Regions from separate parts of the Homo sapiens genome. Here region 2 is linked to region 1. Evidence: chromatin loops called from intact Hi-C (ENCODE). Cell type or tissue: CD14-positive monocyte. All regions are shown on one strand. Each heading gives the region's core, and the rest is flanking DNA. Links, peaks and the distances in the headings are about the cores only.

The links. Hi-C counts contacts between places; a loop is a spot of excess contacts. Peaks named below come from ENCODE experiments on the same cell type or tissue, not always from the same donor. Only the 100,000 strongest peaks of a DNase experiment are listed, where the experiment ranks them.
Region 2: a loop joins it to region 1, with 2.9 times the contacts of the local background. A loop is called at or near these places in 5 of 110 quality-filtered maps.

The regions. Positions count from the first base shown.
Region 1 is chr6:11,407,332-11,423,728 of GRCh38, reverse strand. LOC105374928 (a long non-coding RNA gene) reads right to left here and starts at 6,366. Exons shown (of 5, transcript NR_187824.1): 1 at 6,150-6,366. LOC105374929 (a long non-coding RNA gene) reads right to left here and starts at 6,110. Exons shown (of 3, transcript XR_926485.3): 1 at 5,913-6,110. In CD14-positive monocyte, for the core only: CTCF peaks have their summits at 6,655 and 10,166; DNase peaks (open chromatin) are centred at 9,028, 9,348 and 9,808; H3K27ac peaks cover 1,710 bases.
Region 2 is chr6:11,453,929-11,470,325 of GRCh38, reverse strand. The region is part of intron 1 of LOC105374928 (a long non-coding RNA gene); the gene reads right to left. Among named protein-coding and RNA genes, the nearest start is that of TMEM170B, 76 kb to the left of the region's middle. RefSeq lists an enhancer at 9,915-10,104. In CD14-positive monocyte, for the core only: no CTCF peak of the experiment used is centred there; DNase peaks (open chromatin) are centred at 6,725, 7,145, 9,815, 10,235 and 1 weaker place; H3K4me3 peaks cover 3,424 bases; H3K27ac peaks cover 4,380 bases.

The DNA.
Region 1 (16,397 bases), core at 5,637-13,636:
ATAATGATTTGATCCTGTGAGCTGACTTCCCCTTACCTTGATTGGAAATGAATTCCCTCCCCCTCTTTCTTCACAAGGAGGTTTTGAACACTGACCCCCACCCCCACCAATCTGGAAACCATTCGGAGACTCCCTGGAGGAAAGGGCTATGGACCTCTGTGATTGCTGATATTGTTTTCACTAAATATGACATGATTGGGAATTACCAGGGAAAACCACTACCAATAAAAGGATGGGTTTCAAAAGATGTGACGAATGAGCATTTCTAAAGATTTGCCACAAAATCTAGTTGATCAACTATCAATGTTTCTAAGCCATATAAATAAGCAGTTTTGTAAAGTAGTATGATTCGAAACTTTGAGATGGTCCTATGCTTTAGAAAACAAGTGACTTAATAATGAAACAATGTGTTTTGAGAGCATTACTTTCTCCAGAAGTAGCAAGGTTTGTTAACACCCACACAGATGACACACATAGATGACAGGGAGTTCTTGCATCCAAACAGATCTACCTAGCTGCCTGAGACACTTGGGATGTCAGACTGTAAACAGTGTATCAAAATCTTAATGAAAACATTCAGTAAAACCAAATATCCTTTGTCTGCAGTAGGGGGAGGCTTTGAAAATGAACCTCAACTGAAAATAATTTTATACACACCCACAAAATTCCGTCATGTTTTACACTGCTGACTCCCTTCTAACTCCTTCCAGCCTTTCCAAGTGTTTTTTTGGTAGTAAATACAATTTAAATATATAATTAACTTAGTAAGTAATTAATGTAATGATTATTTCAAATCTTATATTCTCATTTCATGTCACCTGGGTAAAACTAAAACTTGATTTTACAGAAACCAGTTTTTCAGAATTGATAATATCAATGGTCTTGTTTCTATTATAAATTTGTACACATAAGACTTCACAATCTTTCCCTGCTTCAAAGAGAGAAGTTAAGGTGAGTTCTTCAAATATATTAGCATTGTAATTATAATATAGAGGAAGACACAGCTTTTGAGGCCATTTAAATTTTGCTCTGTATGTCTTAATTACTTAATGAAATTCTGGGAACAAAATGGTGCAATAAAACCCAAAGTGGTGGTAGTGATTTAATTTACTATCATTTTATAAACTCTCCTAAATCTGTACAATCTAATTTGAAAGCTACTAGCCACATGTACCTGTGAAGCATTTGAAGTGCGGCTGCTATGAATTGAAACTTGCTGTAAGTGTAAAATGCACACCAGATTTCAAACACTTACTATAAAAAAATCAAAAACACCTTACTAATTTTCATATGAATTACATTTTGGAATAATATGTTGAACATATTGGGTTAAATAAAATCTATTGTTAAAGTTAATTTTACCTTTTTTATATTTTTAGTATAGCTACTAGAAAATTTAAAAGTACATATGTGGCTGGCATTATATTTCTATTGGACAAGGCTGCTCTAAAGCTTAAGAAAGCACAAAATGTTTTTGACGTAAAGCATTATTTTGTCTGATACAAGCATGGCTACCCTCCAGCTCTCTTTTGGTTTCCATTTGCATTAAATATCTTTTTTATCTTTTTCTATCCCTTCACTTTCAGTCTATGTCTGTCCTTAAAGGTCAAGTTAGTTTATTGTAGGCAGCATACAATTCAGTCTTATTTCTTTGCCCATTAACCACTCTCCTATCATTTGATAGGAGAATTTAATCCATTTACATTCAAGATAATTACTGATAGGCAAGGACTTACTACTGTCATTTTGTCGATTATTTCTGGTTGTTAATGTAATAATCTTTTGTTCTTTTCTTCCTGTCTTGCTGTCTTCCTTTGTGATTAGATTATTTTTCTCTAGTAGTATTTTTGATTTCTTACATTTTATCTTTTGTGTATCTACTATAGGTTTTTGCTTTGTGGTCACCATGAGGCTCACATATAACATCTTTTAGTTTTAATAGGCTATTTTAAGCTGATAACAACTTCATTTTGATTTCAAACAATAGCACCACACTTTTGCTCCACCCTTCTCCATTTAATGTTTTTGATGTGACAATTTACGTCTTTTTATATTGCATATTACTTAAATTATTGTAACCATTATTTTTAATAGTTTTGTCTTTTAACTTCATACAAAAGATATGTGATTTACATACCAGCACTACAGTATTAGAGTATTCTGAATTTTACTGTATTTTTTTTACCAGTGACTTTTATACATTAAAATGTTTTTCTGTCACTAGTGTTCTTTTCTTTCAGTTTGAAGAGCTCCTTTTAGCGTTTCTTATAAGATAGTTCTTGTGGTGACAAACTCCCTCAGTTTTTGTTTGTCTGGGAAAGTTTTTATATCTCTGTCATTTCTGAAGGCTAGCTGTGCAGGGTACAGTATTCTTGATTGGCAGCTTTTTTTTTCCTTCAGCACTTGGAATATATTATGCCACCCTCTTCTGACCTATAAGATTTCTAGTAAGAAATTTGCTGCTAGCCTTACTGAAATGCCCTATGTGATTTTTTTTTTTTCTCTTGCTGCTTTCAGGATCCTGTCTTTGATTTTTGACAATTTTATTATGTTTTGCTGTAGTCTTGTTTAGGTAGAATTGAATTAGAGAACTTTTGACCTTCCCATACTTGGATATTTACCTTTTTCTCCAGGTTTGGAAAGTTTTCTGCTATAAACTTTGCTTTAAATAAACTTTCTACCCCTTTGTCTTTTCTCCTTCTTGAACTCCTAAAACTTAAATATTTGCTCTTTTGATGCTGTCCCAAAAATCTCATAAGCTTTCTTCATTCCTTTTCATTGCATTTTATCCTCTGTGTATTTTAAAGTAATCTGTCTTTGATTTTGCTTGATCAATTCTGAGTCTTTCTTCTGCTTGATCAATTCTGCTGTTGACTTTTTTTTTTGCATTTTTAATTTCATTCTTTTTTCAACTAAAGAATCTATGTTTGATATTTTTTAAATGATTTTAATCTCTTATGTTGGTCATTTATTGTTCTCCTGATTTTTGTTCTGTTTTCTTGAAGTCTGTTAAACTTCCTTAAGACCATTATTTGGAATTCTTTGTCACCCATTTCATACATCTCCATTTCTTTAAGGTTGGTTACTGGTGCTTTACTTAGTTCTTTAGGTGGTGACATTTCCCTGATTGTTTTTGATCCTTGTGGTTGTACATTGGTGTCTGTGCATTTGGAGAAGTAGGTTATCTCCTACTTATTCTTTGCAGACTGGCTTTGTCTGGGAAATCCCTTCACCAGTCAGTCCCCTCAGAGATTCTAGGAATGCCATCTGTCATGGTCCACAGGTAGGCTTGCTTTTGGAATCCTTGGGCAAGCTGGCCTGGTACCTGGATCAGCAGGTAGGTGGGCCTAATGCCTGGGTCCAGGTTAGGTCTGGAGCCTGTAGCCAATGTAATATACCTGTTGACTGAGTCTGAGAGGATGTACTTGTAGCCTGGATCTGCAAGGGTGGGCCTGCAGCCTGTATCTGTGGGGTCCTGACTTGAAGCCTGGGTCCCCTGTGGCTGACCTGGCACTGGGGTAGACCTTGAGCCTGAGTATGGAGGGGCCATCCAAGTGCTGGGATGAGCCTGGTGCCTGAGACCACTAGAACCTGAGTCCACAGGGTCTGGCCTAGTGCTGGGGCAAGACTGGAGCCTCAGTCCATGTGAACAAACCTGGATCCTGGGCCTATGGGAGCTGTTTTGGAGCCTGGATCTGTAGTGTATCCTGGAACCTGGGTTTGCTGGAGCAGACCCAGGGGACCAGCTTGGAGCCTGGAGCTGGCTGGCCATGTGCTGGGGCAGGTATAGAGCCTGGAATTGCAGTTATTGGCCTGTGCCTGGAGCCACAGGATCTGGTCTGGAGTCTGAGGTTGTGGGAACCAGCCAGCACTGAGGTTTACTGAATGAGTCTGGACCCTGTGTCTGATGGAGTATGGAGCTGCATAGGCCAGCCTAGAGGGTGGAGTTTCAGAGACCAGCCTGACACTGGGCAAGCCTGGAACCTGTGTCCATGGGTGCTGGCCTGGCACTTGGGGCCAGACGTGTCAATCTGGTGTTGAGGTGGGCTTGAAGCCTGGAGCTGTGTGGACCAACGTGGCTCTGAGCTAACCTGGAACCTCAAGCTGGCCTGGTGTTGAGTGGGCCTGAAACCTGGGACTATGGGACTGGCGAGTCCTGGTTCTAGGGAAGGCCTGGAGACTCAGTCTATGAGGGCTGGCCTGGCTCTGGGGCAGACCCAAACCTTGGGGCCACTGGGGCCACTGACACTGGGACCAATCTAGAGCCTGCGACTGTTAGAGTAAGCCTGGTGGTAGAGCAGGGCCAAGGATCAAGTTCACCGAACAGCCTGGAGCTTGAGGCTGCAGGATCTTGCTGGTATTGAGGCAGGAATGGAGACTCCATCCTCAGGTACCAGCTTAAAGTCTGGGGCTGTCGGACCTGCCCAGTACTGGGTTTTACTGGTGTAGGCCTGGTGTTGGGGTTCAAGACAAAGTCCAGTGCTCACTCCCCTCTCCTTTCTTCAAGCAGAGGGTATTTCTCTCTATGCTGTGTTGCCTGGTGTTGGGGGATGGATGATGCAGGTAATGTAAAACTGTCCTTCCTACTCTCTTCAACGAGTCTTTTCTTATTTCTGTGCTACACACAGAATAGGTGCTGTTATCTGTCACCTGGTTTTCTTAGCTTTTGTGAAGGTATTTTTGTGCGTGGATAGTTATTCAGATTGAAGTTTCTATTTGGGGACAAGTATTGCAAAGTCTTATTCCACCATCTTGCTAACATCTCAACAAAGAAAGTGTTTAATTCAGTTGGCCCCAAGGAATTTTAAAGGAATTTGTATGTTATATTTACAGAAGACTCATCTAAGGAGGCATCAAGATTATATTAGTAAGTACATGCCTTATATACCCAACTCTGCTTCAAACAAGAACAATGACAGGAAAATACGAATAAGTAAAATGATATAAGCAGGTTTAAAGCAAGACAAAAATTTCTATGAACCACACCAGGCACCTGGACCGGAAAACAAGGCAGTCAGTAGTGTATACACAAATCTCTGGGCCTACTTCTGGGGCAGGAAGCAAGCAAAGACATCTGGGAATTTGGCTCATCTGAAGTAATGGTAATTAAAATTACTCTACATAAAATGGCAACAGGAATCAAGCCAGAGATTGGGATAGAAATCCCCCTAATTTAAACAAGGAAACAGAAAAGTCTTGGGAAGTTTCTGCTAATTGTTTCCTGGGAATATTGCCTCCTTGGTAGGAAATAAAACAGCCTCATTTCCAGGATCTGAAACTGACTGCTGGTTCTATGACCAAATTGGCCATAAGCCTTAGTCTTTGATATCATAATCTTTGAGGTCATAATCCTTAAATTATATGAAGTTCAAATCTGCAACATAAGACATGTTTTGGTTAAGGAGCCCCAGGAAGCTAGGTGGAGGCTATCACAAAACTAGAGAGGAAAGAGTAGGAGAGAAGAAAAACAAAAACCAAAAAGGCTTAACTGTTTCTTAAAATGAGCCTAGAAACCATAGTACCAAGATAAAGAAATGCTATGCAAAGCCAATATAAATCACCAAGAAGAAGCCGCCTTTGACTAAAGTACAAGAATAGTCTGACAAAGGCTTTTAAATAGGCACATTTAAGGTAATAAAAGAGAAGTTAAATAATATCCACTGAAAATAAGATATAAAATTGGCAAACAAAAATAAGAATAAATTAAGCAAAACAGGTAGATCTAAAAAATGTAAAAAATTTAAACACAAAAAAACAAATTTATTGGAAAAAATCTTGGTAGAGAGATTGTATAGAAAGTACAAGGGCACTACAAGATACTACTGAGGATTTCACTGGAACGCATCACAGAGACAAAGAGAAAAAAATAACAAAATAAAGGACTTGGAGGATAAACGAAAGATCTGACTTACACACGGCTAACAGAATTTCCAAAAAGGTAGAAAGGCAATATTTGAAGAGGTATTTGCTGATGCTTTTCCAGAGGTGAAGACGAGTCTTCAGAGCAAAGTCCAAGCACCCAGAGGTATAGATGGTAATTGTACAAGATAATATATGTAGTGAAACTAGAAATCATTGAAAACAAATAGAGAGGGAAACCCTTCAAAGCTACTAGACATAAAAAGACAGGTTACTTACAAAGGACTTACAGTTAAACTGACAGCAACTGTAGTTACCAGTGAGAGGTGACAATGTACTAGCAGCCCTCGTTTGCTCTTGGCGTCTCCTCGGCCTCAGCGTCCACTCCAGCCGCCCTTGAGGAGCCCTTCAGCTCGCCACTGCACTGAGGGAGCCCCTCTCTGGGCCAGCTGAGGCCGGAGCCGGCTCCCTCTGCTTGCGGCGAAGTGTGGAGGGAGAGGCGCGGGCGGGAACCGGGGCTGCGGCACGGCGCTCACGGGCCAGCGCGAGTTCCGGGTGGGCGTGGGCTCTGCAGGCCCCGCACTCAAGAGCGGCCGGTCGGCGCTGCAGGTGCTGGGCAGTGAGGGACTTAGCACCTGGACCAGCAGCTGTGGAGAGTGCTCCGGGTCCCCAAACACTGCTGGCCCACCCGCGCCACGCTCGAATTCTCACCGGGTTTCAGCCGCCTCCCAGAGGGGCAGGGCTCGGGGCCTGCAGCCCGCCATTCCCGAGCCCCCCCCATGGTGGGCTCCCGCGCGGCCCGAGCCTCCGCAACGGGCACCGCCCCCTGCTCCGTGGCGCCGGGTCCCACTGACCGCCCAAGGGCTGAGAAGCGCAGGTGCGGTGCGGCAGTGGTAGGCAGCTGCGCCCGTGACCCGGCCAAGGGATCCACTAGGTGGAGCCTAGGCAAAGCCAGTTGGGCTCTTGAGTCAAGTCCTGACTTGAAAAACTTTCATGTCTAGCTGGAGGATTGTATATGCACCAATCAGCACTCTGTGTCTAGCTAATCTGGTGGAGACTTGGAGAACTTTTGTGTCTACCTAACGGATTGTAAATGCACCAATCAGCACTCTGTGTCTAGCTCAATGTTCGTAAATGCACCAATCAATGCTCTGTGTCTAGCTAATCTAGTAGGGACTTGGAGAACTTTTGTGTTTAGCTAAAGGATTGTAAACGCACCAATCAGCACTCTGTGTCTAGCTCAGGGATTGTAAATGCACCAATCAGCACCCTGTCAAAACAGACCAATCAGCTCTCTGTAAAATGGGCCAATCAGCAGGATGTGGGTGGGGCCAAAGAAGGGAATAAAAGCAGGCTGCTCCAGCCCGGCAGTGGCAATTTGGTTGGGTGTGCTTGTACTCTGTGTAAGCTTTGTTTTTTGGTTCTTTAAAATAAATCTTGATGTTGTTGATTCTTTGGGTCAGCATTGCACTGCTCTTGTGAGCTGTAACAGTCACTGCAAAGGTCTGTAGTTTCACTCTTGAAGCCAGCAAGACCGTGAAAGGGTAATGAACAACTCCAGACACATCACCTTAAGAGCTATAACACTCATCAGGAAGGTATGCAGTTTAACTCTTGAAGCCAGCAAGACCACGAACCCACCAGAAGGAAAAAACCCTGAACCTGTCTGAACAGCTGAAGGAACAAACTCCAGACCCACAACCTTTAAGAACTGTAACACTCACTGCAAGGGTTTGCGGCTTTACCCTTTAAGTTAGGGAGACCAAGAACCCACTGATTTCAGTCACCAGAGGATTTCAGGAAAGAATCATGCTCAAAATGTTCAGTAAAATTAACTCAGACTAAAGTTTTATTCCCCAACTATGATTTAAAAAATGAGAAGAAATAGGCCAGGTGGGGTGGCTCACACCTGTAATCCCATCAGTTTGGGATGCTGAGGTGGGGTGGATCATAAGGTTGGGAGATTGAGACCGTACTGGCTAATACGGAGGAAACCTGTGTCTACTAAAAATACAAAAAATGAGCTGGGGGTGGTGGCACGTGCCTGTAGTCCCATCTACGCAGGAGGCTGAGGCAGGAGCATCGCTTGAACTTGGGAGGCAGAGGTTGCAGTGAACCGAGACCACAGCAGTGCACTCCAGCCTGGGCAACAGAGTGAGACTCCATCTCAAAAAAAAAAAAAAAAAAAAAAGACAAAGGCAACTTTAGACCTTTAGACTCTTAAAGAGCCTAGAGAGTTTACCATTAATTGATGCTCATGAGCACAAATATTAAAGGATATATTTAAGCAAAAAGAAAAGTCGACCCAGAGGGAAGGCACATAGGATACAAGAAAGAGTGGTAAACACAATATTAACAAATTGTCGGTTTATTAATTTAATGTTGACAATTTTAAAAGCTAGTTTAGCAATTTTGGGAAATCTTTAAAATCTCTAGGAGGTAGTTATTTAATAGGTAGTTAAATATACCCAGGGGTTTTGTAACATTCAGGAATTTTCTCAATAAATTTAGATGTTAGGAAAAATATTATAGTTGAAGATTAGAGATGGTAATTGAAATACCTTAAAATGATAGAAATGCTTCCAAGCCAACAGTGGGGGGTAATATTCATGAAGGATATTATTAAAAAACAGCTTTATCCAAAAGAAGGCATGGAAATACATTTTTTAAATCCAATAAAAATGGATAGTAAAAGGAAAATAGGGTAGTAGAAATAAATGCAAATATATCAGTGATTATGACAGTGAAAATGAATTAAATGCATCTGATAAATGACAGAAACTAACAGATAGAGCTTTGTAAGCTAGCTAGTTGATGTCTATAAGAAACACTAAAAATCTCCAGCACAATCAGACAGAAAGATTGAAAGTAATGGGAAAAGTGAAAACTTGCAATTAATAATTGTTAAATAAGTAGAAGGCCATTAGCCTGAGGCTGTGTTGATTCTTTGAATTCCTACATAACAAACTGCAACCTAACTTAGTGCGTAAACAAACTGAAACTTAATTTAGGAGTTCAACAAATAGCTGAGTTTCAGCCAATCACAGGCAGCCAACTCATTATGCCATGCCCAAACAGGAAAGTGCCACATCACACCAGGTTCAAATAAAGTTGAAGTTTACCTGTAACCAATCAGGTGATTTCTCTACTTTGCTTCTGTGTTCAGCCTGTAAAAGCTTGCTGCTTGCATTGCTAGGCAGAGCTCTCTGAACCCCTTCTGGCTTGAATGCTTCCTGATTCATGAATCTTTCTTTGCTCAAATAAAGTCTGCCAAATTTAATTAGTCTAAAGTTTTTATTTTAACATAAGCAAAGAAATTTTGTGTAACAATATCAGTATTAGACAAAATAGAATTTCAGACATAATGCATTAGTAAGAGTAAAGATAAGTACACATGGTAACAAAAATTGAAATTCACTAAGAGATAGGAAACACAAACATATCTGGAAAACTTTTGACATGTCTTCTTAGGTAACTCATGAGGACAAAAAGGGAAATCACAGTAAATGTTGCAAAATATTCAAATACCTACGTATTTTAAGCCTATGATTTTAGGGACATAGACATTTATGACAGAATTAAAAAATATTTACAACAGAATAAAAGTACTACCTATAAAAATGTTAGCTGTAAGTGCTTCTTAAAGGTAAACATGTAATTTTAATTAAATTAATTAATAAAGTAAATATAATTAAGTTTAAGAAAGAGCAATCTAAAGAAGTTTTAAGAAAGCAGAAATTAATAATATAGAAACAAGAGAAGCAGTAGAGAGGATGAAAAGAATCAATACCTGTTTTTTAAATGACTTCACAAAAATATAATTCACATACTAGTTCGCTCATTTAAAGTGAACAATTCAGTGATTTTTAGTATATTCACATAATTACACAACCTTACCACAATCTAATTATAGAATATGTTCATCACCCCAAAAAGAAACCCTGAGCTTCTCCTAGAAATCACTAGGCAATTAGTCACTACCTAGAGGTCACTAGGCAACCACTAATCTTTCTTTTTCCTTACACATATAGTAATAAAAATTAACAACAACAACAAAAACTTTTCACAATGAAAAGCCCAGGTGCAAGTGGCTTCACTGGTGAATTCTACCAAACATTTAAAGAAGAATGCCAACCCTTCGTAAACTTTTCCAAAAAATAAAAGATGAGAGGCTTTCTTCTATAAGACCAGTATTACCTGACACCAAAACCAAAGATATCGAAAGAAAGGAAAACTACATGCAAACTCTGTAATGTGACAAGAAATTTTGGCATCATTCAGCCTCAAAAGTCAATTCTGTCATCCAGCAGTAAGAAAGTTGACCATGAAGAACGTGCATTATATGCACGCGTCTAAGACTTCTTAATGGCGGCAAGTTTGATTTGCCCACATTGACATAGATGGGTGCATGCCCACAAGAGGGAGCCTCCAAAAATGGCAGCTGGACTTAGATTCCATGACACTATATATTCCATTCCTATTTGCACACATAGCATGTTAAAGTTTGGAAGCTCCTCCCCTTTGAAGGAAATGCACTAGTTTCATGAACGAGAGCAAGGCCACCCCATGAATAACTGTTGAACTAAGCTGTCAGGATGTATTCATTTTCACTCTCAGAGATGCTTTCCTCATTATCACCCACAGCAACTCAGTCCCCTGAGCTTTCCTCTCCACTCCTTGTCAAAGTCTCTGAGAATGTTCATTTACATTAAAGTATAATGAATAACAATACAAAAAAATATTTCAGTCAGATTATGTGCATTTCACCAAAGATTTGAGCTTAAAGCTGAAGACTGGACATTGATCTGTTATCAGACAATTTTTAAAAATTATTTTTTGGTAGAATAGAGTCTTGCTATGATGCCCAGGCTGTTCTCAAACTCCTGGACTCAAGTAATCCTCCCTTTTCAGCCTCCCAAAATGCTGGGATTACAGGCATGAGCCACCATGCCCCTCCTGTCATCAGACAAGTTGATAAGGACAAATTTAAGGGGAAAAACCTTGTGAGTACAGACAGCCTCTGATTTTCCTAGTACCTAAAAACAGTACATTTACCAAGAATCTACTTTAACTCTGATGCCAAATTCTAGGAAACTGGAAACAAAGAAGTAAGCACTCTTGGTATGCCTATTTGCATATAGCGCCTGAAATTTGTCCAGCTATACATAGAAGAGGTTCTGTAAGCAAAAAAGGTACACAAAGAAAACATATTTATCCGCAAGTCATGTTTTCTAGATGAATCTTGTGTTTCGTCCCAAAGATATATATTTAATGAAGATTATTGAAAACCTTTGTAGATGCAGTCTCAGAAATATGTATAAATGACTTTAAAACTCCTGTTAATTTCCATAACACGTGACTCTCAAACAGACCTTTATACTCCTTTAAGGATTTAAAAGACATTTCTAGTATCTGATAAACAGTCACTTTAAATCACAAGTATTTACCACTATAATCACGGGGGAATGTGTGGCTCAGCCTCTGAAAGCCCCATTTCCCTCCTTTGCCCCTGAGATTAAGAGCATCCAAAAGACAGGTATTGTGTTTGCTCTGGGACCATGCAGTCCCTTAATTCCCATTGGCACCATCTGGACTAATTCCATTTTAAGACCAACTAGGTGGGGTCTCTAATCACTGGCAGATCTCTTATCACCAAGTCAGATCTCTGCAACTACCAATGGCTTAATCCTTCTTCCCTTGCAATGCCATATAAAGTGTTAGTCCTCGGCTGTTCTAGTAGAAAAATAGCAGAAGGCTGCAGTGTAGGAAATCTGATGAAACACAGAGTGACCTCATGAGTTAAAAATGGGGACAACCAAAAAACAAAATGAATGGTGGAAAGAACTTAAGTTTCTATTAATGTCTTTAGGTTACAAAAGTAGGGCAAAGGGTTCACAGGAAGGCAAATGTGTAGATAGAAGCCAACAAAAAAAGAGCATTCAGTGGAGGAGTACTTCTGGGATGGCGCTGGGAGACTGCTCATTTTATTTTATTATGTAATAAAAAGGAAAAATGGAGGTGTTTTTGTTCAAGAGGATCAGACCAAAGGGGTATGCAGTATACGCTGTGAACTCATTCAGAGGAACCAACATATTTTAGAGTAAAGTTGTCTAAAAATAACTTGCTTCAACAGTTCTGGGACATTTTTTTCAGTCTTTTGCCAAGAATCTAATTAATGTGTGTTGCGATTTTCTTTCAGGCAATATGATGTGGATTTTATATCTCATATTCTTTTTTTTTTGGAGACCAGAGTCTTGCTCTGTTGCCCAGGCTGAAGTGCAGTGGCTCAATCTCGGCTCACTGCAACTTCCACCTCCCAGTTTCAAGCAATTGTCTTGCCTCAGCCTCCCGAGTAGCTGGGACTACAGGTGCCCACCACCATGCCCGGCTAATTTTTTTTGTATTTTAGTAGAGACAGGGTTTCACCACGTTGCCCAGGCTGGTCTCGAACTCCTGAGCTCAGGCAATCTGCCCGCCTTGGCCTCACAAAGTGCTAGGATTACTGGCATGAGCCACCATGCCTGGCCTCTCATATTATTTTATAAAGAAAATTCATATAGCCAAGTGGATGTGAATAATGTGATATGTGAGCAGCTAAGATGCTAAGGCTCATCATGCCATTACTTGATTCTCTCCAGCCCAGGACGTTGATACAGATCAGTTAACCCAGTGAAACTACTCTTGCTGCTCTCCTCTTCTCATCCCCACGTTCCACTGTATTTCACTTCTGCAGAGAGCTGGTGCTCAGACTGTGCCTCTGTGAAGCTGGCAGTGAGTGGGCAAGTGAGAAGACTCAGAGTAGAAAATAGGTTCCAGGCATGGACTTTCATTGTTACTCAGAGTTTATGTAAGTAGCTACCAGGAAATAATTAAATCTAAAGGCTGAGGCTGGCCTATCTTCCCGGGACATCAGTGAATAATAATAAAACACTTTATTAAGAAAATCCTGCCAGATCTATTCAGAAATAGGATGTACATGATCTTTTAAGATAAAACACAATAAACTTCAAATATGCTTCACAATTTTTTTTTCTAAGTGGGCCACTTTAGGCTGAGCCTCCAACTTCCTAGGAGCCTCTCACCACACATTATAGAGCATAATTTCAGGAAACATCTGCAGTGGATTATTCATTTCTGGGAGTATTATCAATCTAACGAAACAGTCACTATGGATTTTAATAGTGGAGTAGACCTTAAACATAATCAGGCCTGATCTAATTATTTTAAAGATGAAGTTAAGAACAAAGATAAAAGGTACAAAAAGCCTTGTGGCATTTTTCTTTCTCCCTAACAAGGTCCAGAGCTAAAGTTTTTCATGCCCTGACCTATTGAACATCCCCCAAACACACCACTGTGTCTTTGCATACAATCTTCCTTTTCTATGCAACGCCTTTTTTTTTTTTTTTTTTTTAGATGGAGTCTTGCTCTGTTGTCCAGGCTGTAGTACAGTGGTGCAATCTCGGCTCATTGTAACCTCCACCTTCCTGGTTCAAGCGATTGTCCTGCCTCAGCCTCTTGAGTATCTGGGATTACAGGCGTCCACCATAACACCTGGCTAATTTTTGTATTTTTAGTAGAGACAGGGTTTCACCGTGTTGGCCAGGCTGGTCTCAAACTCCTGACCTCAGGTGATCCACCTGCATCGGCCTCCCAAAGTGCTGGGATTACAGACGTGAGCCGCTGCACCCGGCCAATGCCTTCTTTTATTGAAAGTTTTTACTTGCCATTTAAGACCCAGCTTCCTTGCCATTTTTACTTGCCGTTTAAGACCCAGCTTCCTTGAGGAAATGTTTACTTGCCAGCTTTACTTGCCATTTAAGACCCAGCTTCCTTGAGGAAATCTTTCTCTACTCACCTAGGCAGAGTTAGCTGCTCCTTCCTGTGTGTTCTAATAGATCTTTAAATATAATTTGGTTTTTAGTCCCTCTGTTAGATTTAAAGATCTAATAGATCTTTAAATATAATTGGGTTTTAGTCCATCTATTAGATTTAAAGATTTAAACCAAATATAATTTGGTTTTAGTCCCTCTATTAGATTTAAAGATCTAATAGATCTTTAAATATAATTTGGTTTTAGTCCCTCTCATCCAAAAGAAAAAAAAAGTAAACAATATCCTTTCTGGAGCTCCCTCTCCAGTTGCCATCCTTTCCATAGTCTCCCCTTCACAGCTAAAATCCTTAAAAGAATTGTTTCCATATTCAGGCTTTACTTTCCCACTTCCATTTCCTTTTCAATTCACTCCAACTGGCTTCTGACCCCTCCACTCTGCTGAAATTATTCTTGGAAAATGCAGCAATGACTTCTGCACTACCCAATCCAATGGCTGATTGCCAGTTCTTACTGCACTTTTTCCCTGTCTTGAAGATTCTATACAGTTGACCACCACATCTTTAAAACACCCTTGGCTTCTTACACACCACAATCTATTGGTTTTCCTCCAATGACTTGAGGCATTTCTTCCAATTTCCTTGAGAATTCATCCACCTCTCCTGAAACTTTAGTGTTAGAATTCTTAGAGTTTATACCTCAGTTCTCCTCTTTCTTTCTTGGTGATCTAATTCACTCCCTGGCTTCAAATTCTAAATCAATATCTACAACTTTCAACAACATGTCTACAGTTAATCTCTTTCTGAGTAAGAGAAATTGCAAATCCAACTGCATACTTAAATTGCTAGCATCATCATGAATGATTATAAATGATAAAATACCACTGAGAACTAGCTAAAATAAAGCAGAGTCAGAGACACAGAGAGAGAAAGAGAAAGAGAGACAGAGACAGAGAAAGAAATGTATTAATAGACAAATACCAACTCAGCTCATGTAACCAAGCCAGGGACAGAAACAAGGGAATGCCTATATTCTCAGTAGTCTTTTCTTCTGCCTCTTCTTTCTCTGTATGGTACCCTCATTTTTTCAATCCAACATCATCCCCACAGAGGTGACATGTTCATCAACAGCTCTGAACTTACAGGGTCACAGCTCTGCAACCGGAGTATAAAAATCTGTTCTCCCCATTCAGATTAAGAGAAGTAATTAGATTGGTCCAGTGAGGCTCATATGGCTTTTCTAGGAATCAGTCATTGTGTTCTGGGCATGATGATATTCTGATTGATTTGAATTGGGCCATATGAACACCCATAATTACTAGAGGAATAATATTGGGTCAGGCAGTCACCTAATTAATATCATTTAAACTATTCAACATTTCCATCTAGGTCTTTCACAGGTATCTTAAGTTGACAGTATCCACAACTTAATCAATAATGTTTATCCAAAAACACGATTGTTCCCCAGTATTTTAAATGCCAAAAAATGACATAAACATTCATGAAATTTCTCAAGCCAAGATACTTAAGAGTTATGCTTGACAGTCCCTCTCCCTGCTGTTATTGCCTAGCCCACCCACCATCCAATTATCAAGGTCTATCAATTCTACATCCAAGATATATTTAGGATCAGTCCACTTCTTTCTGTCTGCAATATTGCCCTTGTAGTTCAAAACAACGTCACTCCACACCTAGATTACTGCAGTAGCATCCTAACTGGTCTCCAACTGTCCACTCTTTTTTTTGTTTTTGAGATGGAGTTTTGCTTTTGTTGCCCAAGCTGGAGTGCAATGGCGCAATCTGGGCTCACTGCAACCTCTGCCTTCTGGGTTCAAGTGATTCTCCTGCCTCAGCCTCCCGAGTAGCTGGGATTACAGGTGCCCACCACCACACCAGGCTAATTTTTTGTATTTTTAGTAGAGGAGGGGTTTCACCATGTTGGCCAGGCTGGTCTCGAACTCCTGACCTCAGGTGACCCGCCCACCTCGGCCTCCCAAAATGCTGGGATTACAGGCGTGAGCCACCGAACCCAGCATACACTCTTGATCTCCTGACATTCTTTGTCCTCAAGGCAGAGTGACTTTATGAAATTTAAAACTTACCATACCTTGCTTCTGCTTAAAACCTTAGAAAAGCTTCTCATTGTTCTTGAGATAAGCCCTGCATTCCTCATTTACCCTGGGAATCCAATCTTTGCTTTCTTTCTAACCTCATCTTTTCCTACTCTTTCTTTTCCCTCATTTAAAATGTTTCAACTCTATCAATCTTTCCATTTTTGAAATGTAATCTGACATTTTTGGGGGGTACTGGGCTTTCACATGTGCCAGGCAAACATCTTGTTACATGCTCTCTAGGCCTTGGCCTTTTTCACATCACTCATCACAGCTTTAATACTTACAATGCAAATGTTTAACTGTGAACTTCTTAAGACCAAGGACTGCATCTGTCTGGCTTGACGTAGTACTTAGCACTTAGTAGACGTTCAATCAATATTTGTTGAATGAATGGTCATCCCACTTTATTACAGTCCTTTACATACCTGTATTTTCTGCCAAGATATGAGTTCATTCTTTTATTTTACAAATATTTATTGAGTGCCCACCTTGTGATATTTAAGGAGAGAGTTAAATATCAGGGACAGAGGCATGAAGATGATACAGGGGATTCTTACCTTTAGACATTTATAGCCTTTCTACTATGCAACAATTATG
Region 2 (16,397 bases), core at 3,498-11,497, 49 kb before region 1:
TCTACCTCAAAAAATAAAAATAAAAAATAAACATCATTTGTAGGTTTTTTAAATCCCCAAATTCTTTCCTGTGTCACCCAAGCCACCTGCCGACCTGATCCTTAAGGTTTTTAAGCAGTAAAGCCTTTCTCTGTTTCATAAGTTGGGTGGCCCCAGTGCTCCCCATTTCTCCCTCACACATGTGCTCTTCGCAGAAACATGCAGATGTCCTACATCCACACCCATACGGTTGGCCTGTCCATGGCCTGGGTCTAAAAGAAACCCCGGCTTTTAAGGTTGCTGTTTTCTTTTTCCTTTAAATCATTGTATTAATGTTGACTCCAAAGCCCAAACAAATATGATGCCAGGGAGAGGCACAGCAGGGCCATATGAAGGGATTAGATTTCTTTAAATTACAAAAACAGTAAGAGCAGGAGGACTTTAAAGTCAACATTTAATATTGAGCCATGCTCATGTTTTTGCTCCTTGGCTTAAAAAAACAATATTGCCAGAGTTGACTACAAAGCTCCTTAGCAATGTCTGACACAGCTGAGAGAGGTGTGCAAACACCAAGTAGCATCTAAAGAAGGGTCCCCTGCCCTTTGTATCTTGGCCAAGGCTGGAAGTTCTGAGACTCTTGAGAATAATGTTTATGCTCTTCACTCATAGGAAAATAAAGAATAGTGTATTAAATGATATTTTTATTTATTAGTTTTTTTAAAGGTTGTCTTAGTCCATTTGCATTGCTATAATGGAATGCCTGGGGCTGGGTAATTCATAAAGAAAAGAGATTTATTTGGCTCATGGTTCTGCAGGTTATACAGGAAGCACGGTACCAGCATCTGCTCAGCTTCTGGTGAAGTCCTCATGAAGTTTCTACTCATGGTGGAAGGTGAAGGGGGAGAAAATAAGTCACAGGACAAGAGAGGAGGAGGCCAAAGAGAGGGGAAGGAGGCAGCAGACTTAACAACCAGATCTTGCAGGAGCCAAGAGTAAGAACTCACTCCATCTTGTCAGAATGGCATCAAACTGTCCCGAGGAATCCACCTCATGACCCAAACACCTCCCACCAGGCCCCACCTGCAACACTGGGGATCACATGTCAACATGAGACTTGGAGGGGACAAACATTCAAGCTACATCAAAGATTCACTATTCTGAACAAAAAAAAAAAATGAGGATAAGTGAATAGATCTGCCACCAAAACCCTACCCGCAAAATTGTCTCTGAACTATTTAGTCCCAGAAGCAGCAACATCAGCATCACTCAGGAAGTTGTAAGAAATGCAGATTCTCAGGCCCCTGCCTGGACTTGCTGAATCAGAAACTCTAGGGGTGGGGCCCAGAAACAGGTGCTTTAACAAGCCCTCCAGGTGGCTCTGAGGCAAGCCCGAGGCTGAGCACTGTTAGTCTCACGCAATTCACTACGTGAAAGACTGGAAGTGTCTGCATGTAAGCCAACCATAAGGCACTGCTTCATTGCTTACTGATGAGAGATGAACCAATAGGATCTCAGAGAACCTGACCCATATTATTAGCATTTTGTTTGTTTGTTGTTTTTGTTTAATTGAGACAGAGTCTCGCTCTTGTTGCCCAGGCTGGAGTGCAATGGCGCGATCTTGGCTCACTGCAACCTCCGTCTCCCAGGTTCAAGCAATTCTCCTGCTTCAGCCTCCCAGGTAGCTGGGATCACAGGCATGTGCCAGCATGCGCAACTAATTTTGTATTTTCAGTAGAGACAGGGTTTCATCATGTTGGTCAGGCTGGTCTCGAACTCCTGACCTCATGTGATCCACCCATCTTGGCCTCCCAAAGTGCTGGGATTACAAGCATGAGACACCGCGCTGGCCTAACATTTTTGTTTTCATGCCAGAGGAAAAAGAATCAGGTGGAGATGAATACACTGTTTCATTATGTTGTTTTCAGCCAAGGCCCATTGGTGTAAAATATATAAAATCAACTGGGTGTCAAAAAAAGGTAAAAAAACAAACCCACTTAGATGATCTTTTTTTTCTTTGCAATAGGAAATATAACATATTTAATTTTCTTTCTCTTTTTCAGTTAACTGTGAGAAACATAAGACAAAGCCAGGAAAGATAACTCAGTTTTCTATCATGGTTAATTAAGAGAGGCAACAGGTTTTACAAGAGTGCTGATTTTCTTGAAGGGCAAAGACTTTCATTCTATCTCTTTAGTATTCAGCCCACTCCTTAGTTTGAAATAGGTGTCCAATAAACATTCACTGAAATTATGGCAAAAGGTAAATAAGAGCAAGGAAAGAAGTACAAAGACAAAACATAGAAAAACAGCCCAGAGAGAAATATAAACATGAGATAAAGAAAAAAAATGATAGAAACATATACAGAGAGAAAGAAGACAACAAGGGGAAAAGAAAGGAAAAAATGACAGAGGTTAAAAGCAAAGAGATGACACCTTGAGATGCAAAGGACTAAACCGATTTATAAATTATAGGGACAAGGCTCACGAACTTCCAGTTCAATAATCTAGCTAAGGAATGCAACATTTCCCCTTTGAAAAATTATTTCTGAAAACCCTTGTCCCAAAATACTGGCCAATGTCAAAGCCCAAGAAGTAGATTTTTAGGGGCTTTCCCTACTGGGAGAAGCACCTTTTGTCAAATGGAGATACTGGATCTACAATGAGTTGCTGTCCCAGGGTGCTCAAACCAAGGAGGGTGAATAGCTATGAGAAATGGGGCAGATTCTTGTATGAAGAGAAGAGGGGAAGGAGATCTTGGTTCTTTTAAAATATTCCACTTTGCAGAGAATATTTCTCAGAGTTTCAGCTGCAGCTGTTTCACAGACATGTAAGCATGGGAAACATGGCTCAGTGGACCAAAGTCTGTGAATTCTCACCTTGAACCACAATTCACTGCTAACTTCTCAACCAGTCACTATCCTATCTCATGCTTAGTTTTGTCTCTAAAATGGGAATAGACTAATATTATAAGGTGCAGAATAACCAACAAAATTGTTCCTGAGAACTTAAAGATGCAAACAGTAATTACCTTTTAAAATTTGTGAATAGTGTTTTATAGCAGTAACCTAATAGTTCAAGAGTGATTGTGGGCAGGGTTGGCCTAAGGGAAAAATATGATTTGATGTAAATGTTGACAGCAGACATCCAGTCACTCCAAAGAAGGGATATGATTGTTCAAGAAAAGATAATCAGGGCCGGGCGTGGTGGCTCATGCCTGTAATCCCAGCACTTTTGGGAGGCCGAGGCCGGCGGATCACTGGGTCAAGAGATCAACACCCTCCTGGCCAACATGGTAAAACCCCGTGTCTACCAAAAATACAAAAAAAATTAGCTAGGCATGGTGGCACACTCTTGTAGTCCCAGCTACTTGGGAGGCTGAGGCAGAAGAATCACTTGAACCTGGGAGGCAGAGGTTGCAGTGAGCCGAGATCATGCCACTGCACTCCAGCCTGGCAACAGAGCAAGACTCCGTCTCAAAAAAAGAAAGAAAGGAAGAAAGAGAAAGAAAGAAAGAAAAGATATCAGAAAGCACAAACTACCATAATACGCAAAAAGAGCCAGGTCTTAAAAGTTATAGGACTTCATCTGTTTCCAGGTAAGGGAAGTTTTTCCAGTTAACACTTTCATTCAGTAAAGCACCAACCCTCCATGCAGCGTCACTGGAGGCTGGACATGCATTTTGCCATCTGGAAATCAACAACAGAGTCCAATAAGGTTAAACAACCCACACTTCCATTCCTACCTTTCACACTCAATCAAATGTCCTTATCTCTCTGTAGGCTAGAACTTCAAATAATGTGGATAACAAGGTATTTCGTGCACAAATGGAAAATAGAATCCATCTTACAGACAGTTCCATAGCTTCTTAAGCTTGTTTGAACTTGCCATTCTTTTGATATTTAATGGAAATCAATCCCTAAACATCATACAGAGGAAACAAATTAAAGAGTTAAACTTTTTGCTCAAAGAAAAACATTACAAAGAAAAGAGGGGTAATAGTGAGAAACAACATGGAAATATTTGTTGTCTATACATGTATGGAGATGTAAGTCTCCACATAAAGATATATGCTATCCTTCAATCTCTATGAAGAAACTTCTTCTCTACCTTCCTTTTAAGAGTGGCAGATCTGGGCTGGGCGCAGTGGCTCACGCCTGTAATCCCAGCACTTTGGGAGGCCGAGGCGGGCAGATCACGAGTTCAGGAGATAGAGACCATCCTGGCTAACACGGTGAAACCCCGTCTCTACCAAAAATATAAAAATTAGCTGGGCATGGTGGTGCGTGCCTGTAATCCCAGCTACTCAGGAGGCTGAGGCAGAAGAATTGCTTGAACCCGGGAGGTGGAGGTTGCAGTGAGCTGAGATTGTGCCACTGCACTCCAGCCTGGGGGAACAGAGCCAGAACCCGTCTCAAAAAAAAAAAGTGGCAGATCTGAATTTCTGTGCATCTCACATTGGCCCTTTGGTGGCTTACTGTGTATATCTTCAAAGCAAAGAGTACTGGGGCAATGGGAAGACATTTTTCCTTGTGCAACACTATCCTAACAAGTGTGGTTATTATTGAATCAACTTATCTAACTGGACAAATAATATCTAAGCTTCCATGTGAGTATTATTTTATCAAAAAAATGTACTTATAGCATTTTCTATTGATTAGATTGTTACACTATTTTTTAAAAATAAAAAGAAAAGGCAAGACTTTGATTATGTGGCTGCTAAAACATAACAATGACCTTGGGTGAAGCCTGAGAGACAGCACTTCCCTTGCTGACTTATGACAAATATTCAAAGGCATGGAATTCTAGGGCAAGGAAAAGACAACGTAGATTTAGCCCATTAACAAAGTCCCTATCTTGTCATTTAAAGCTCTTTCTCCACTTGAAGAAAATACAAGGTTGATTTTACTAGGACCTGTTGTTAGGTTTCCAACATCACGTGTCTCTTGCATTTGTGAACAGATTCTGGCAGAACACAAGAGAGGAGGCAATTAAAATGTTAAGTTCCGTGTACACAAGAAAAATAAAGTGGTATAAGTGTTCATATTTAATGGCAATCATTTAAAAAAGTGTTTATGCAACATATGCCTTTATGAAAACATATTTCTGTTTTGTTTTTTTGTTTTTGTTTTTTTGAGGCGGAATCTCGCTCTGTCACCAGGCTGGAGTGCAATGGCGCGATCTCAGCTCACTGCAACTTCCTATTCCCTGGTTCAGGTGATCCTCCTGCCTCAGCCTCCCGAGTAGCTGGGATTATAGGCACGAGCCACCATGCACAGCTAATTTTTGTATTTTTAGTAGAGACAGAGTTTCACCATGTTGGCCAGGATGGTGTCATCTCCTGACCTCGTGATCTGCCTGCCTTGGCCTCCCAAAGTGCTGGGATTACAAGCATGAGCCACCACACCCAGCCAACATATTTCTGTTTTTTGAGATCACATTCTTCTCTTGCCCCAAAAGAGTGAAGAGAACTAACATTTATTGAGTACCTACTATAAGCTAAGCACTTGACAACATTATTTTCTTAATTTTCCACAACTGAGTTAAGTGGATGTTATTATTCTCATTTTCACATAAGGAAACTGAAGCCAAGAGGATAAAAACTTGGTCAGTGTTATCAAATAGCTGCTGGCCGAGCTGGGATTCCAATTAGTTGTGTGCAACTTGAAAACCAGAGGACTTTCTATTTTATGCTGTTGCACCATTTTTTTTTAAATTTTATTATTATTATACTTTAAGTTTTAGGGTACATGTGCACAATGTGCAGGTTAGTTACATATGTATACATGTGCCATGCTGGTGTGTTGCACCCATTAACTCGTCATTTAGCATTAGGTATATCTCCTAATGCTATCCCTCCCCCCTCCCCCCACCCCACAACAGTCCCCAGAGTGTGATGTTCCCCTTCCTGCGTCCATGTGTTCTCATTGTTCAATTCCCACCTATGAGTGAGAACATGCAGTGCTTGGTTTTTTGTCCTTGCGATAGTTTACTGAGAATGATGATTTCCAGTTTCATCCATGTCCCTACAAAGGACCTGAACTCATTTTTTATGGCTGCATAATATTCCATGGTGTATATGTGCCACATTTTCTTAATCCAGTCTATCATTGTTGGACATTTGGGTTGGTTCCAAGTCTTTGCTATTGTGAATAGTGCCGCAATAAACATACGTGTGTTGCACCATTCTTTAACAATATTGATTTGGAGTTCTAATGTGTCTCCTCTTATTGCTGATTGCCAAAACACCCAATCATATACTTTCCCATATACATCTATCCATGTATGTCCACAGTATCATGGTGAAGTGCGTGAACTTTGGAGTGAAACTACCTGCATTCAAACACCAGCCCCGACTAACTGCATACACTAGGCAAGGGACTTAACTACCCAGACTCATTTTCCCATCTGTAAAACAGTTATGATGATGATAGTGTACGTAGCTTAAAAATGGGGTCTAGAACATTTTAAACACTATGCAAGTGTTAGCCATGACTGTTTTATCAATAAGGGTGGAACTTTTGGGTAATATCCACTCAGTGAATCTTGGCTGGAACAGTCTGGGCAATGAAAATTTAGTGCTAAGGAGTCCAAGATTTAAATTTACATCAACTTTTAGACTGGCTAAGCTTTCTTTCTGCTCCATGCCTACAGATTCTCTAACTCCACTCAGCTATATTAATGAGTATCATGGATCCAAAGGGATCCCTGAATTAGAACAACTGTATGCTCTCTACAAAACACATGACTTCCTGAGGATCATAGAGTGGGTTAGTCATGCAACGGAATATGAGCCTTTTAGTGTTAGAATTAAATACACTGATTCTACGCCCCCACTCATAGCAGCATCATTCACAATCGCCAAAAGGTGGAAGAAACCCAAGTATCCATTGACAAGTAAATGGATAAACGTGTGGTATATTTATACAATGGAATATTATTCTGCCTTAAAAAGAATGGAAATTCTGACACACGCTACAACATGGATGCACCTTGAGAGCAAAATGCTTAGTGAAATAAGTCAGTCACAAAAGAACAAACACTGTATGATTCCGCTTACGTGAGGTACCTAAAGTAGCCAAATTTGTAGAGAGAGAAAGTTGAATTGCAGTTGCCAGGGGCTGTGGAGAGTGGGAAATGGGAATTGCTTAATGGGCATTGAGTTTCAGTTCTGCAAGATGAAACAGTTCTGGAATTGGTTGCACAACACTGTAAACATACTTAACACGACTGAACTATACACTAAAAAAATGGTTAAGATGGTAAATTTTATGTTACGTGTATTTCACCACAATTTAAAAATATCATTTAAATACTGATTTCAATCAAACCAACTATAGCGGTCACGGTGGCCACCAATTAGCGGGAGGGTATTCTGTTGTTTCTGATCTGTGAGATCTGATGAAATTATCAATGCTTTTCCCTGTCAGCAGCCAAGCTCAGTGATATGCCGCAGCTGTTGCCTGTGTTCCCCAGTACGAGAAAGAGTCTGGGCCACCCACCTTTGGCCTTTGATTCTTTGCTAGGGGAGCCACAGATATGATCCTTGAATTAAGGAGGACGTGTGGAGAAAATGCATGTATGCATCCCTGAGGTCACCCTGCTGAACCCCTTTACACATGGCAGAATGAGTGGCAGTGTTAAAAACTTCCATGTAGGTCAATAGTGTCAAATCTCATGGTTGTCAAATGGAACATTTTTGTTTCTGATGACATCGTTGGAGCTCCAGGAAATAGCCTAGGGTCTCTGTATTTGAATCCATGTTTTCTCATGGCATGTGAATGTCAAGTCTGCAGTCTGGAACATGGGCAATTCCCTCAAGCAGAAAATGGTTGCACTCTCTCATTAATTAGGACCTATTCAGATATCTATGATCAGTGGTTTCAATATGAACCCTTTAGGTTAGAATTGCTGCCTATCAATTCTTTTTTTTTTTTTTTGAGACCGAGTCTCGCTGTCTCCCAGGCTGAAGTGCAGTGGCGCAATCTCGGCTCACTGCAAGCTCTGCCTCCCGGGTTCACACCATTCTCCTGCCTCAGCCTCCCGAGTAGCTGGGACTACAGGTGCCTGCCACCACGCCTGGCTAATTCTTTTGTATTTTTAGTAGAGACGGGGTTTCACTGTGTTAGCCAGGATGGTCTGGATCTCCTGACCTCGTGATCCGCCTGCCTCAGCCTCCCAAAGTGCTGGGATTACAGGCGTGAGCCACAACGCCCAGCCTATCAATTCTTTCAAAGTGTGTTTAAATTACACTAGTATGTGTGAGTTGCAGATCTTTCATGTTTTCCAGGTGGGAGGGAGAAGGAGAGAGGACAAACATTTCATGTTTCAACACAAATGAGTCTCCTTCAAGTCCAGTGTATTAATTAACAACTGGTTATCCTTAAAAATTGTAGTATAGTGTAAACAGGAATCTATTTATTTCACTAATTAATTCATTTATTTAGACATTAGCATGAATTCTTTATTCTTCCCTCTCTGACTACCTACACATTTCCACTCCCACACACACACGTGTGTGATAAAGTGTGTGTGCATAGTACATCCATCATATAGTACAAGGAAATGTAATTTGAAACAACGACAACTTACGCCACTAAAAGAGTAGACATTTTATCTCTGATACTTTTGACACCTACTATTACAGGCTTATTTCAAGAACACAATTTTCAAATACGTTGTAGTTGGCTCTACAAAAATCAAAATGCAAAATGACAGGTTTTTTTTTTTAACCCCAAATGTCTTATGATTCAAACCCTCTTGAACAGTGTAAGCCACTCTGAAGATCAAGTGCCACCCGTTACGGGAAAGGGTACAAAAGACCTTTGACCTGTCTGCTGCTGGGGAGTTTTGGCCACATCTGGGATTTCCATCAGCACTCACCTTCTTCGGCTCATGAAGAGGCCATGGCAGGTGTTGGTTAAAGAGGGGAAGTTGCTTTCAAAAGACTGAGATGAAAGAACTACTAGAATCAAATAGCTTACTGTAAAGACTGATTCTCTTTTGCACAGTCCTAAGAAATGACCTGTCCTTGGCCTTCCAAGATCTTGCTTCCAGAATATCAACCTGTCAGGACGGGAAAGAAGCAATAGCAGGTGAGACCATCTGAGGCGATCAGAGGGTCTTGATGGCAAAAACAAACTGACTCTATCCCTTTCCCAGACCCCAGACTCCCAGCTATGGTGGGACTAAGAATGCTGAATGCTGGTTCTCAGGCCAGTGAACCTAAGAAACTGAAGAGCACAAAAAGTGCTCTTGGCAGAAACTATTTTAATAGTGCTCGAAATACTTTTAATGAGAAGGGGAAGCAGGAACTTCAAATAAAGTTTCTCTTTTGCATTCCACCAAGAACAGATGTTTGCTTTATTCAAAGAAGTTTCATGGGGGTGATTTCATGCATAGCTAAGAGCAGCAGTAGGGTTTTTTAGCTGTTAGAGCTGGGGTTGATTTACATAATCAGGGTATTACCGCTCCTGTGGCTTTCTACCTATATGCTATTAAACATATGTGTGCTTATATCTGTGTGTGTATGTGTGTGTGTGTTCATAACGCTGGAATCAAGTAAAAGGTCCACCGTCATTTCCTCATCATTCTTGGGAATATTTACAGTATCAGGGCTGCTCTCTTATCCTCCAGCTGTAATAAAGGCAGCACTTTGTACAAAATATCTCATTTAATTTTTATGACAATCCCATGAAATAGGAATTACTGTCCCCACTACATAGATGGGAAGACCGATGCTTAAAGAGGTTGAATACACATGCTAAGGTAGCATAACCAGGAGGTGGCAGAGTTGGGATCTGAGCTGAGGAAGTCCAGGGCTCTCAATTACACTCCCACAAGATAAGGAGCATACATTGTACAGGCTGCACAAAGTCATGAAGAAATCTTGGGTAACCATCTGCAAGCCCATTTACTGATTTCCTCCCTTTAATAGGGCTGACCCACAAGCCCACACACTGTGGCATCCGCTCTCCGCTACCACTTCACCCTGTGTCTCTCTGCTTATGCTGATTTCCGTCCTTTCCAAGATTAGCATTTGGCCTGCCTTCTCTCTATGGCCTCACTGGCCAACCCTGTCAGCAATGTGCCCTGAATAATAGAATCAGGCATAAAGTCCTTGCCCATCTTTCCTAGTAGAAAGGGGATCCCTCCATGGACTTCTGGAGCTGTCCCATTTATGTAGCCATAGCTAACTGCCTAGTCTCTTCTTTCACCAGAGCTCCATGATACCACATCCTGTTGAAAATGACACAAGGAGGAAGAAAAAGTCCCTTTAGGTGGTAGTCATCAACTTTTCCTTTCCACCCCCTCCAGTATGTCTTCATTCTTTCTCTTTCAGCTCTTCAATTTACTGGATTTTTTAAGAGGCTGTGCTCTGTTGCTATGTTCCAGATAGGTAGGTAAGTAGGTAGACAGATTAGATAGATGGATAGATGAATAGATTAGATAAATAGTAGATACATAGATGAATAGATTAGGTAGATGAATAGATAGGTGGATAAATGAATATATTAGACACATGATAGATAAGATAGATAAATAGATTACATAAATAGATAAATAGAAGATAGATGAATGCATTACATAGCTAGATAGATAGGTAAATGGATGGATGGATGGATGGATGGATGGATGGATGGATGGATGGATGGATGGATAGATGTAGATGAATAGATGGATGGATAGGTGAGCAGATAGATAAATAGATAGATGCATATTCTTGGCTTGGGTTACCCCAGAAGCAACCTGAAATAAGAATTCACATGCAAGTAGGAAACACTAGTAGGGGAATAGAGAAGTGAGAAACAGGCAAGAGAAGAAAACCAACCAAAGGAGAATAATCAAGAAAGTTACCACTGAGGGCAAATGAAGCTGAATTCCACTGGGGAATTCTGAGAGACAGTGTAGAGCCTGCTACTCAAAGCGGACCATCATCATCATCATCATCATCATCATCATCATCATCATCATCATCTGAAGCTCTACCACAAATCCACTGAATCAGGATGTGAATTTTTAACAGGATCCCCAAATGATAAAGTTTGTAAAGTACTGAGGTAGAATATGCCTCAAAGTTAATCAGATGAAGGGGTGAGAAAACTGTGATAGTCATTACTAGCTTCCCCCTTAACACTGCTTGTGAGCTGTTTCTGAAGTTAATTCCCCTGCACTCCTGGCTTAGCCTTTGTATGAGCAGGGCATTCATGCCCCAGTGGTCAAAAAGGAAGTCCCCAGACAGAAAATCAAAGGTATTAGCAGGAAGCGGCCCTCAACATGCACAGCTATTACAAGTTCAGCTGTTAAATAGTTAATCTAAATATGATATTAAAACTGAGGTTAAATTATAATAATAAAAACAGCCACAACTCTAATGCTGATTCAAGGTTAAAGATGCATTAAATAGATTGAAATAAGCAGGATTTCATTTAGGCATTTATTCTCAAAAAAGCAGTTGATTTACCTAGTAGAAAAATAACCATTATCACAATTAACTTTAGGAAAATTCAATTAAGATTAATATTATTTTTTACTCAGTAGTTATTTCAGGCCCTCTCAAGCAGGCCATGAGTGAGATCATGAAATATGTTCCCATATTTCATTGACTTATTCTAATTCCTAATATTAACCCCCAGGAGGGGTGGGGAGGCACATGACTGAGGTTTTGCATTGCAAAGACAAACTATGTACTATATTTATTCTGGAGTACATTCACGATCTGAAATTATAGTGGAAAAAAAAAAGACTTGACTCCTATTATAATGCTAAACACTGGTAAAGACATTTGGAGAATATCCAGAAAAATCAGTGACTTCTCCCAGACACAATAGGCGCAATAAGGTAACTACACAAGAAAAGCAGTTTCCACAAAGATGTTAGTTCTGTTACCTCATACACGTATTCTAAAGGAGTACTGGAGTACTTTATAGCACACAAAGAAAAAATGTATTTCTTCAAAAAATTTTAAGATGCATTCAAAAAGTTTCTAAATCAGCTTGGAAAAAAATTAACAAACTAAGAACTTCTTAGAAACACTGAACTTAAAAGAAGTCCCCAAGAAGATTTTCAAGTTAAATATTAGGACTATAGAAAAGTATAAATCCAACATTTTTAGGCATGACAGGATATATTAATTGATGAGCACAAACTATACCTTCACACTTGAACTTCATGAAATATAATTGAAAAGAAAAATAAATGAGCTATATCCTTTCATAAATTTTTTGCTCGACAACACCAAATGAATTCTAAAATATTCTGAACATTATAGAATAAAATTATTGTTCATTTATTAACCAAATACCAAAATCAAAAAACTTTTGCTCAGTAAATGAAAAGTTAATGCATACAGCATATTCTTAACATACAGAATTAATAAAATCCTACTGAATAGTATTTTTTATATATATACTTTAAGTTTTAGGGTACATGTGCACAACGTGCAGGTTTGTTACGTAGGTATACATGTGCCATGTTGGTTTGCTGCACCCAGTAACCCGTCATTTACGTTAGGTATTTTTCCTAATGCTATCCCTCCCCTTCCCCCCGACCCCACGACAGGCCCCCCGGGTGTGATGTTCCCCACCCTGTGTCCAAGTGTGCTCATTGTTCAATTCCCACCTATGAGTGAGAACATGCGGTGTTTAGTTTTCTGTTCTTGTGACAGTTTGCTCAGAATGATGGTTTCCAGCTGCATCCATGTCCTTGCAAAGGACATGAACTCATGCTTTTTTATGGCTGCATAGTATTCCATGGTGTATATGTGCCACATTTTCTTAATCTAGTCTATCATTGATGGACATTTGGGTTGGTTCCAAGTTTTTGCTATTGTGAATAGTGCCGCAATAGACATACGTGTGCATATGTCTTTATAGTAGCATGATTTATAATCCTTTGGGCATATACCCAGTAATGGGATTGCTGGGTCAAATGATATTTCTAGTTTTAGATCCTTGAGGAATTGCCACAGTCTTCCACAATGGTTGAATTAGTTTACACTCCCACCAACAGTGTAAAACCTTTCCTATTTCTCTACATCCTCTCCAGCATCTGTTGTTTCCTGACTTTTTAATGATTGTCATTCTAACTGGTGTGAGATGGTATCTCAGTGTGGTTTTGATTTGCATTTCTCTGATGACCAGTGATTTTGAGCATTTTTTATGTGTCTGTTGGCTGCATAAATGTCTTCTTTTGAGAAGTGTCTGTTCATATCCTTTGCCCACTTTTTGATGGGGTCGTTTATTTCTTGTAAATTTGTTTAAGTCTGTTGATTCTGGATATCAGCCCTTTGTCAGATGGGTAGATTGCAAAAATTTTCTCACATTCTGTAGGTTGCCTGTTCACTCTGATGGTAATTTCTTTTGCCGCGCAGAAGCTCCTTAGTTTAATTAGATCCCATTTGTCTATTTTGGCTTTTGTTGCCATTGCTTTTGGTGTTTCAGTCATGAAGTCTTTGCCCATGCCTATGTCCTGAATGGTATTGCCTAGGTTTTCTTCTAGGGTTTTTATGGTTTTAGGTCTAACATTTAAGTCTTTAATCCATCTTGAATTAATTTTTGTATAAGGTGTAAAGAAGGGATCCAGTTTCAGCTTTCTACATATGGCTAACCAGTTTTCCCAGCACCATTTATTAAATAGGCAATCCTTTCCCCATTGCTTGTTTTTGTCAGGTTTGTCAAAGATCAGATGGTTGTAGATGTGTGGTGTTATTTCTGAGGTCTCTGTTCTGTTCCATTGGTCTATACATCTGTTTTGGTACCAGTACCATGCTGTTTTGGTTACTGTAGCCTTGTAGTATAGTTTGAAGTCAGGTAGTGTGATGCCTCCAGCTTTGTCCTTTTTGCTTAGGATTGTCTTGGCAATGTGGGCTCCTTTTTGGTTTCATATGAACTTTAAAGTCGTTGTTTCCAATTCTGTGAAGAAAGTAAGTCATTGGTAGCTTGATGGGGATGGCATTGAATCTATAAATTACCTTGGGCAGTATGGCCATTTTCATGATATTGATTCTTCCTATCCATGAGCATAGAATGTTCTTTCATTTGATTGCGTCCTCCTTTATTTTGTTGAGCAGTGGTTTGTAGTTCTCCTTGAAGAGGTCCTTCACATCCCTTGCAAGTTGGATTCCATGGTATTTTATTCTCTTTGTAACAATTGTGAATGGGAGTTCACTAGTGATTTGACTCTCTGTTATTGGTGTATAGGAATGCTTGTGATTTTTGCACATTGATTTTGTACCTGAGACTTTGCTGAAGTTGCTTATCAGCTTAAGGAGATTTTGGGCTGAGATGATGGGGTTTTCTATATATACAATCATGTCATCTGCAAACAGGGACAATTTGACTTCCTCTTTTCCTAAAGAAGTACCCTTTATTTCTTTCTCTTGCCTGATTGCCCTGGCCAGAACTTCCAACACTATGTAGGAGTGGTGAGAGAAGGCATCCTTGTCTTGTGCCAGTTTTCAAAGGGAATGCTTCCAGTTTTTGTCCATTCAGTATGATATTGGCTGTGGGTTTGTCATAAATAGCTCCTATTGTTTTGAGATATGTTCCATCAATACCTAGTTTATTGAGAGTTTTTAGCTGAAGTGCTGTTAAATTTTGCCAAAAGCCTTTTCGGCATCTATTGAGATAGTCATGTAGTTTTTGTCTTGGTTCTGTTTATGTGATGGATTATGTTTACTGATTTGCATATGTTGAACCAGCCTTGCATCCCAGGGATGAATCCAACTTGATTTTGTTGGATAAGCTTTTTGATGTGCTGCTGGATTCAGTTTGCCAGTATTTTTTTGAGGATTTTCACATCTATATTCATCAGGGATAGTAGTCTAAAATTCTCTTTTTTTGTTGTGTCTCTGCCAGGCTTTGGTATCAGGATGACGCTGGCCTCATAAAATGAGTTAGGTAGGATTCCCTCTTTTTCTATTGACTGGATTAGTTTCAGAAGGAATGGTACCAGCTCCTCTTTCTACCTCTGGTAGAATTTGGCTGTGAATCCATCTGGTCCTGGACTTTTTTTGGTGGTAGGCTATTAATTATTGCCTCAATTTCAGAGCCTGTTATTGGTCTATTCAGAGATTCAACTTCTTCCTGGTTTAGTCTTGGGAGGGTGTATGTGTCGAGGAATTTATCCATTTCTTCTAGATTTTCTAGTTTATTTGCAGAGAGGTGTTTATAGTATTCTCTGATGGTAGTTTGTATTTCTGTGGGATTGGTGGTGATATCCCCTTTATCATTTTTTATTGCATCTATTTGATTCTTCTCTCTTTTCTTCTTTATTCATCTTGCTAGCGGTCTATCTATTTTGTTAATCTTTTCAAAAAACCAGCTCCTGGATTCATTGATTTTTTTGAAGGATTTTTTGTGTCTCTATCTCCTTCAGTTCTGCTCTGATCTTAGTTATTTCTTGCCTTCTGCTAGCTTTTGAATGTGTTTGCTCTTGCTTCTCTAGTTCCTTTAATTGTGATGTTAGGGTGTCAATTTTAGATCTTTCCTGCTTTCTCTTGTGGGCATTTAGTGCTATAAATTTCCCTCTACACACTGCTCTAAATGTGTCCCAGAGATTCTGGTATGTTGTGTCTTTGTTCTCATTAGTTTCAAAGAACATCTTTATGTCTGACTTCATTTCGTTATGTACCCAGTAGTCATTCAGGAGCAGTTGTTCACTTTCCATGTAGTTGTGTGGTTTTGAGTGGGTTTATTAATCTTGAGTTCTAATTTGATTGCACTGTAGTCTGAGAGAGAGTTTGTTGTGATTTCTGTTCTTTTACATTTGCTGAGGAGTGCTTTACTTCCAACTATGTGGTCAATTTTAGAATAAGTGCGATGTGGTGCTGAGAAGAATGTATATTCTGTTGATTTGGGGTGGAGAGTTGTGTAGATGTCTATTAGGTCTACTTGGTGCAGAGCTGAGTTCACCTGGATATCCTTGTTAACCTTCTGTCTCATTGATCTGTCTAATATTGACAGTGGGGTGTTAAAGTCTCCCATTATTATTGTGTGGGAGTCTAAGTGTCTTTCTAGGTCTCTAAGGACTTGTTTTATGAATCTGGGTGCTCCTGTATTGGGTGCATATACACTTAGGATAGTTAGCTCTTCTTGGTGAATTGATCCTTTTACCATTATGTAATGGCCTTCTTTGTCTCTTTTGATCTTTGTTGGTTTAAAGTCTGTTTTATCAGAGACTAGGATTACAACCCCTGCTTTTTTTTTTTTTTTTTTTTGCTTTCCATTTGCTTGGTAGATCTTCCTCCATCCCTTTATTTTGAGACTGTGTGTGTCTCTACAGGTCAGATGGGTCTCCTGAATACAGCACACTGATGGGCCTTGACTCTTTATCCAATTTGACGGTATGTGTCTTTTAATTGGGGCATGTAGCCCATTTACATTTAAGGTTAATATTGTTTGTGAATTTGATCCTGTCATT